Regions from separate parts of the Mus musculus genome. Here region 1 is linked to region 2. Evidence: chromatin contacts called from ENCODE POLR2A ChIA-PET data. All regions are on one chromosome and are shown on one strand. The core of a region is the stretch at or near the end of the contact, and the rest is flanking DNA. Distances in the headings are between cores, read along the strand shown.

Evidence for each region. ChIA-PET counts read pairs that join two places held with the same protein, here RNA polymerase II (POLR2A).
Region 1: POLR2A ChIA-PET joins it to region 2 with 24 read pairs in embryonic stem cell. The contact joins the promoter of Ubc here to the promoter of Scarb1 in region 2. POLR2A ChIA-PET finds 5 or more read pairs at or near these places in 5 of 5 experiments (Patski and embryonic stem cell).

The regions. Positions count from the first base shown.
Region 1 is chr5:125,388,448-125,391,897 of GRCm38, reverse strand. It overlaps Ubc (ubiquitin C), which reads left to right and starts at 1,881. Exons shown (of 2, transcript NM_019639.4): 1 at 1,881-1,988.
Region 2 is chr5:125,339,299-125,342,702 of GRCm38, reverse strand. It overlaps Scarb1 (scavenger receptor class B, member 1), which reads left to right and starts at 1,609. Exons shown (of 13, transcript NM_016741.2): 1 at 1,609-1,946. The coding sequence starts at 1,821.

The DNA of each region.
Region 1 (3,450 bases), core at 632-3,131, 49 kb before region 2:
ACTTCTAAAATCAAGGCTGCCTGGCTCTGAATCTTCTAGACTCTGGAAAAAAACCTGATGCCACAAAGCTGGTGACTCAGCCAAGAACCAGGAATCACGAGGCTGAAGCAAAGCGACAGCCAAATATAGCATGGTGTGGCCGGAAGCCAGAATCACTTTAGAACCAACTTCAGTGTTTTCTTCCCTTCCTCAAACTTCTGTCTGAATTCTAGAAAGAACTGACCTGCCCAGAACTCTGCCTCAGAAATCACTGTGGCTTCCCAGAAACCCGGAGAATGACATTTTAATTTTATAGTGGCATATGACCTCGATTCATGGAAAAAAATCACAGAAAATTAAGTCTATTCTGAACAACACCTGCAGTTAAAGTATATTTTGAACAATACCTCTGATCTTGAATGTTTATGAATTCCTAAACCAGGGAGCCAGACAGGCCTGAATTCTCAGCGTCTGGGTGGTAGAGGCAGGAGTATCAACTGCAAGTTAGAACCCAGCCTGATCTATGTCATGAGTCCCAGGGCAGCCAGGGCTACATATAGGAACCCTGTCTCAAAAAAACTCAAAAAATGCTGAGATTAAAGGCATTTAATAGTGTGTGTCCATCTAAGTGTGTGCCACATGTATGTGAAAGTGTCCCTAGGGACATTGGACCCTCCTGAAGCTGGAGTCACAAGCTAGCTGCCTGACAGGGTTGCTGGGTATTGAATTCATGTACTCTGGAAAAAGACCTGTTCCTACTGGGGAGCCATCTCTCCCCATCAGGGATTCAATTCTTACCTTCTAAGGTCTTAGGCCTTACATTTCAAAAACCTGAGCTGGGCAGTGGTGGCGCAGGCCTTTAATCCCAGCACTTTGGAGGCAGAGGCAGGTGGATTTCTGAGTTCGGGGCCAGCCTGGTCTACAAAGTGAGTTCCAGGACAGTCAGGGCTACACAGAGAAACCCTGTCTCAAAAAACCAAAAAAAAAAAAACAAAACAAAACAAAACAAAAAAAACCCTGAATAATTTGATTCGTATAAGTGGGATATATGCTTGCTGTAATCTGAACATTGTACTACACGTGCACATTTGTGCTTTTTTGTTTTTGTGGGGGTTTTTTGTTTGGTTTTTGGTTTTTCAAGTCAAGTGTAGCCCTGGCCATTCTGGAACTTGATCTGTAGACCATACTTGGGAGGCAGAGGCAGGAGGACCTATATAAACTTGAGACCAGCCTGGTCTACATAGCATATTCCAGGACAGGCAGGGCTACACAGAGAAACCCCCATCTGAACAACAAAAATTTAAAAATCAGGGCTTCAGTGGGTTCAGTCTCAGAATATGAACAACAAATATGAACAACATTTGGAAATTTTGACCTTTACTTAGTGACAAGCACATAGAAAACATAGAACCTTCTCGAATCCAAGGACACAAGGTTTAGGAAAAATCTGGAAAGATCAGGTTCTGCTGGGCTTCAGATCTAATGCCAACAGTTTTCAAGAACTGTGTAGACTGTCTGCTTTCCTTGACAAACTCAGATTCGTTTTTCCAAATCGGGGAGAGATTCCCTCCTTCGTATTTTTTTTTTTTAAATTTATTAAAAACCCTTTGTCATTTTCCTTGTTAGGAGATTTGCACAGTCATCCACCCTGTCACTGTGCCAAAACAGTGAGGGCTGGGCATAGTGACCCGCCGGGGATGAGGGGATTGAGGAGGCGAGGTCACCAATGGGATCCCAGTGTGACAGGAGCCAAAGCCCTGGGTCCCCCTAGCGCGGAAAGAAAACAGGGGGGGTGGGGGGTGGTGGCCTGACTAGGGGCGCCAGGCCGCGAAGCCGCAGGGCGCCTGCGCCAAGGCCCGCTCCGGCCTCAGTGATCCCAGCCGTGTTTTCGTGCCGATCGTCTCACGCGCGCTGATCCCTCCGCGGAGTCGCCCGAGGTCACAGCCCTGCCCTCCCACACAAAGCCCCTCAATCTCTGGACGCCACCGTGAAACAACTCCGTGAGAGAGGTACCTTGATAGTTTTAGCCTGTCGCTTTCGCTGCCGAGACTGGACCCGGCGTTACAAAGTAGTCCCTGACCGCATTGCCCGCGGAGGGACCGCGCGGAAGGGGGGGGGCGGGGCTTCGGTGACTATATAAAGAGACGCCGGGCGTGCCGCAGCTAGTTCCGTGGAGACTGCGAGTTCCGTCTGCTGTGTGAGGACTGCCGCCACCACCGCTGGTGAGGAGAAAGCCGCCGCACCCGGTCGGGGACGGGAGGCTGGAGGCGAGACGGGGCGAGAGGCAGCCCCGCGGCCCAGACGTTTGGTTTCCGTGGCCCGCGCGGACCGCGGCTGCCCCGAGGCAGAGGACTGGGCGGCAAGATGGCGGCCAGATGGAAGCCTGAGGGGGAAGACGCGGGGCTCTGACGCGCAGGACGAGGTTGGGGGAGGAAAAAGGCCCGCGAGGCCGCTGCCCTCCGGTTAAGCCGGGGACGTCGGAGACTGTGGGGTGGGGACTGAATTAGGGTTGCGCGCCGTAGGAGCCTCTGCTGTGAGAGCCGTGGATATTGGGCTGGCCCGAGAGGTCGATTGGCCCGGCGTTCGTCCGTTCGTTTGCTGAAAGACGGAAGTGCGATCGAGACCGGAAGGGGGTTGGGCGGCGGTTCAGCCTGCCTGGCCTGCCGCCCCCTGTGACGTCGCGGGTTGCGTGGCCTCCTAATGGATAGTGACGTCACTATCTTGACTTTAGCTTTCCCTCGGTTGTAGGACAGGGTTTGGGTCTCGGCCTCCGGTAGCCTCTCCAGAGTAAACAGGAACCGGAAATTCAGAGGGGAAATGTGAGCCATTCTTGTCCTGTTTCGTTTTAAGAATGTCGCTGTACAACTATGACTACTGAAACTTTTGGGGGGGGGGTTCGAGACGGTTTCTCTATGTAGTCCTGGCTGTCCCGCATCTCACTCTGTAGATCAGGCTGGCCTCGAACCCAGAAATCCTCCTGCCTCTGCCTCCCAAGTGTTGGGACGAAAGGCACCACCATTGTCCTGCGACAAGGGTGTTTTTTTTTAAACTGTCAAAATCTCTGCCTCTACCACCCCATGTGATGAGGTCCAAGGCCAGTACCACCACTCCAGACTAATTTTAATCGTTCAGACAAAAGTTTGGTGTTCTTTTGGGGGAAGGAGAGTTGAGGCAGGATTACACTGTCTCTGGCTGACCTTCCAGTTAGAGATCTGCCCACCTCAGTGTCCCCAGTGCTGAGGTCAGCGATAGGCATGGGCTCAGACTTAGTTTTGCAGTAGTAACTTGCTATATTACCATTCTGAAACTGAATCCGGGACTGCTGTGGTTTCATAACCTCCCAGAGGTCAGGCTTTTCTGCAAACTGTTCAAATAGACAGAAATTGACTTTCAGCTGTTGGTATACTGAAGTCTCCATCCTGTAAATTTGGTAATACAAAAAGACTCACCATGCCGAGGTTTCTTAACTTT
Region 2 (3,404 bases), core at 360-2,859:
TCTGTCTTTCTCCTGTGTCTACACGTGTGCATGTTTGTGGGTGCACCTGAATGTGTTGTGTGAGACAGAATATCTTACTAGGAACCGGGTTAGAGAAGTCTGGCTGGCCATCTGGCCCCAGGGATCTTTCTTCCTGTCCCTGACTCCCCTGCACTGGAACTACCAGCCTAGAGTTTGTTTTTGTTTTGGACTTACTTATTTTATGTGTGCAATTGTCTTTCCTACATGTCTGTCTGGGTACCATGGGCATGCGTGGTATACTCAGAGGTCAGAGGAGGGGCATCAGATCCCTTGGAACTGAAGTTAAGGATGGCTGTGAGCTGTCATGTGGGTTCTGGGGACTGAACCCAGGTCCTCTGCAAGAGCAGCAAGTGCTCTTAACCACTGAGCCATGTCTACCTCTGAGCCATCTCTTCAGGCCTGGGTATCTCACCTGAACACGGATGCTGGCGACCAATATCAGGTGTCAAGCACTCTACCAATACGGTCCTTTGCACAGCTAAGTCTTTATTCCATGTGATGGGTGGAATCTGTCAGGGCTGGAAATATGACTTGGCTGTCTCTGGAGAACCTACTCTGACTCAATATGAGCTAACTCTGGGTCATATTGCTGAAGGTGGTCTTCAAGAGCAGTCCTACTGGGTTTTAACAGGAGCTGGGACTCGGTTTTAACAGGTGTGGGGCTGGGTTTTCTCAGCTCCGTATCCACTTTTTGTGTCCTGAGTGGAATGCAGGCCTTGGCCTCACTGAGGAAGGAAGTCACCCCATGCCTCAGGGTTTTTTTTTTTTTTTTTTTTTTTTTTTTTTTTTTTTTTGGCTGTAACACGAAGCATTTAGAATTAAAGGCTTAAAGGCTCTGGCTGTGGTCTGAGAACGAGCTAACTGGGCACTGGGCAGAGCAGGGAAAGACAGAGTCCCTACCACCCTGCTGGTATCCTGAGTGGGGTTCATGGCCAAAGAACGCATAACTGAGCTCAACTGAGCTGGTGGTGTCTCTGGGTGATAAGGAAGAGTCAGCAGAGAGCATAGCCGCCAGGCAGTCTGATAAGCCCCTCGAACACATTCCTGGATGGAGTCAGGGGCCCAGCGCGTGTCTGGGGCCTGGAGTTTTGAGTGGAGGGTATGCTTAAGGCCTCGAGGGACACAGAATTCTGTACGAAGGGTGTGCAAAGGTCCCGGGAGACATGGAATTCCGAGGGGACAGTGTGCAAAGGCCACGAGGGACACAGAATGGAGGGTGTGCAAAAGCCCAAAGGGATATGGAATTCCGAGTGGGGGAAGTGCAAAGGGCCCCGAGGGACACGGAATTTTGAGTGGAGGGCGTTCATGGCCCAGAGGCTGGCCCGGGCTGACTGCAACTGATTTTAATGCAGGGGAGCGGGAGGCATTCGCAGGAGTCCGGAAGAAAGAAGAGGTCGCAGGGGCGGGGGTAGTGGATGCAGACGGTGCCAGGGTCTTCTGCCCTCTGTAGAGGGCACATCGGTTCCCACCTAGACCAGCAACCACCAGGAAAGCCCAGCAGCTCGGAGGGGCGGCGCCCAAAGGAAGCCACGCCCACGCCTCACCATCAGAGCACCGCCCACTCCCCGCCTCTTCCCACCCCTCGCCGGAATCCCGCGCCGAACTCGGGGGCGGGCTGCCCGGGCCATGGCGCATAAAGCCTCTGGCCACCTGCAGGGCTACTGCTGCTCCGGCCACCGCCAGGCACACACCTTGCTGCTGAGGGAGTCTCGGCTTCTGTCATCTCTGTGGCCTCCGTCACCTCTGTCTCCGTCTCCTTCAGGTCCTGAGCCCCGAGAGCCCCTTCCGCGCACGCGGACATGGGCGGCAGCTCCAGGGCGCGCTGGGTGGCCTTGGGGTTGGGCGCCCTGGGGCTGCTGTTTGCTGCGCTCGGCGTTGTCATGATCCTCATGGTGCCCTCCCTCATCAAGCAGCAGGTGCTCAAGGTGAGTGAAGTGTCTTGGGGAGATGGGGGTTGGGGATCGGGACGCAGGGTGGGACGGTGGAGCTACCTCCTCACCACCAGGGAGGCCCAGGCTCACCCCAGAGGCTTGGTCTGAGTCACCAGCGTCCCAGGAGCCTAAACCTCACTGAAGCAGAAGTATGGCCTGGTTGTCCCTGAGTTTCGACTGTAGCTGTCGCGACCTCCAGCCCTTCTGAACGCGCCGGCCGGTGACTGTACCTAGTAACCTCAGAGCTGCGCGAAACCCCTGTACATCTGTGAGGCTCCCACGGGCTCCAGTTCTTTGGGTGCTCTGCCTGTTTCCTCCCGCCCAGATGCCCCAGAGATGCCCTGGCTCGCCCCCACACTGCCTGCCAGTCTCGAGAGTTAAGCTGCTTTCTGCCCCCCACGCTCTGGCAGAGGTAGACACGACTCAGGTCTGCCGAGGATAGGCAGCCCAGCCTCTCCCTTGATCTCAGCCTTAGGCCCTGTTTTGCCCTTTCAACCGGGCACCGATATTAGGCGGGTGGTGCCGGTCCAGCCACAGACTCTGCCCTGGGATCCGGTGTCCTTCTATTTGAGCCGGGAGCTCATTAAGTCCTGGAGATTACCGAGTAATTGTGTTTTCTGAGACGCAGGGTTACTGCGGAAGGGGAAACGGGGGCTGGCTCTCAGGGAACATCCAGTTAGAACTGGATCTGGGATCCAGAAGGGGCTGTTGTCACAGGGTTTGACTGACATCTTTCCTCTTAGCGGGTTTGTTTACTGGGAGTTTAAGAATGGCTTCGTGTCCCATGTCCCATCGCCCGCTGAAAGGAGGGAATGAATGAGGGATACTCCCTCTTGGGCTGGCCGCTACCTGCCAGGTCCTGGCGGGTCTTCAGGATGGAGCCACAGGTGGCTTTCCTGGAGTTGTGGTGGGTATTTCCGAGTTCTCTTGGCCACACTGTCATTTCTCTTGCTTAGAATTTTCAACCCTTGTACATGAAGGTCCCAGGAGTTGCCCTGTCTTGGGTAGAGGGAAGATCCTTCTTGTTGGAGCATCAGAATTGCTCTGGGCCTTTCTGTTAGGTTTGGCAAAGTAGTGGTGACAGCCTTGTCTCAGTGGCAGCCTGTGGTTTCAGTAAGAACCCAGCCCTGTGCACTCCGCACGTGGACTGGGTTTCCTGCTCAGCCAGCCTGTAGTGGGTAGAGTGAGCAGATATCCCCTGTTCTTCGATTTGGGGGTGAGGGGGAATCTGAGCTGGTTCCTTCTCAAACTCCTTTCGGGAATGTTTTCTTTTGGGGGTTGGCACAGAGACTAAGGATGGGGGGGGTTGGTGTGTGTGGGCGTGCACGTTAGCGTTGGGACTGCGCAGGCCTGCTCCATCAGTCAGGGTCCCATCTGCCCGTGCTTGAGAAAGACCACGACTGGCAGAATTGCCCCATAGCTGGTAGCTTGGGGCTTCACGTTTGAGCGAGC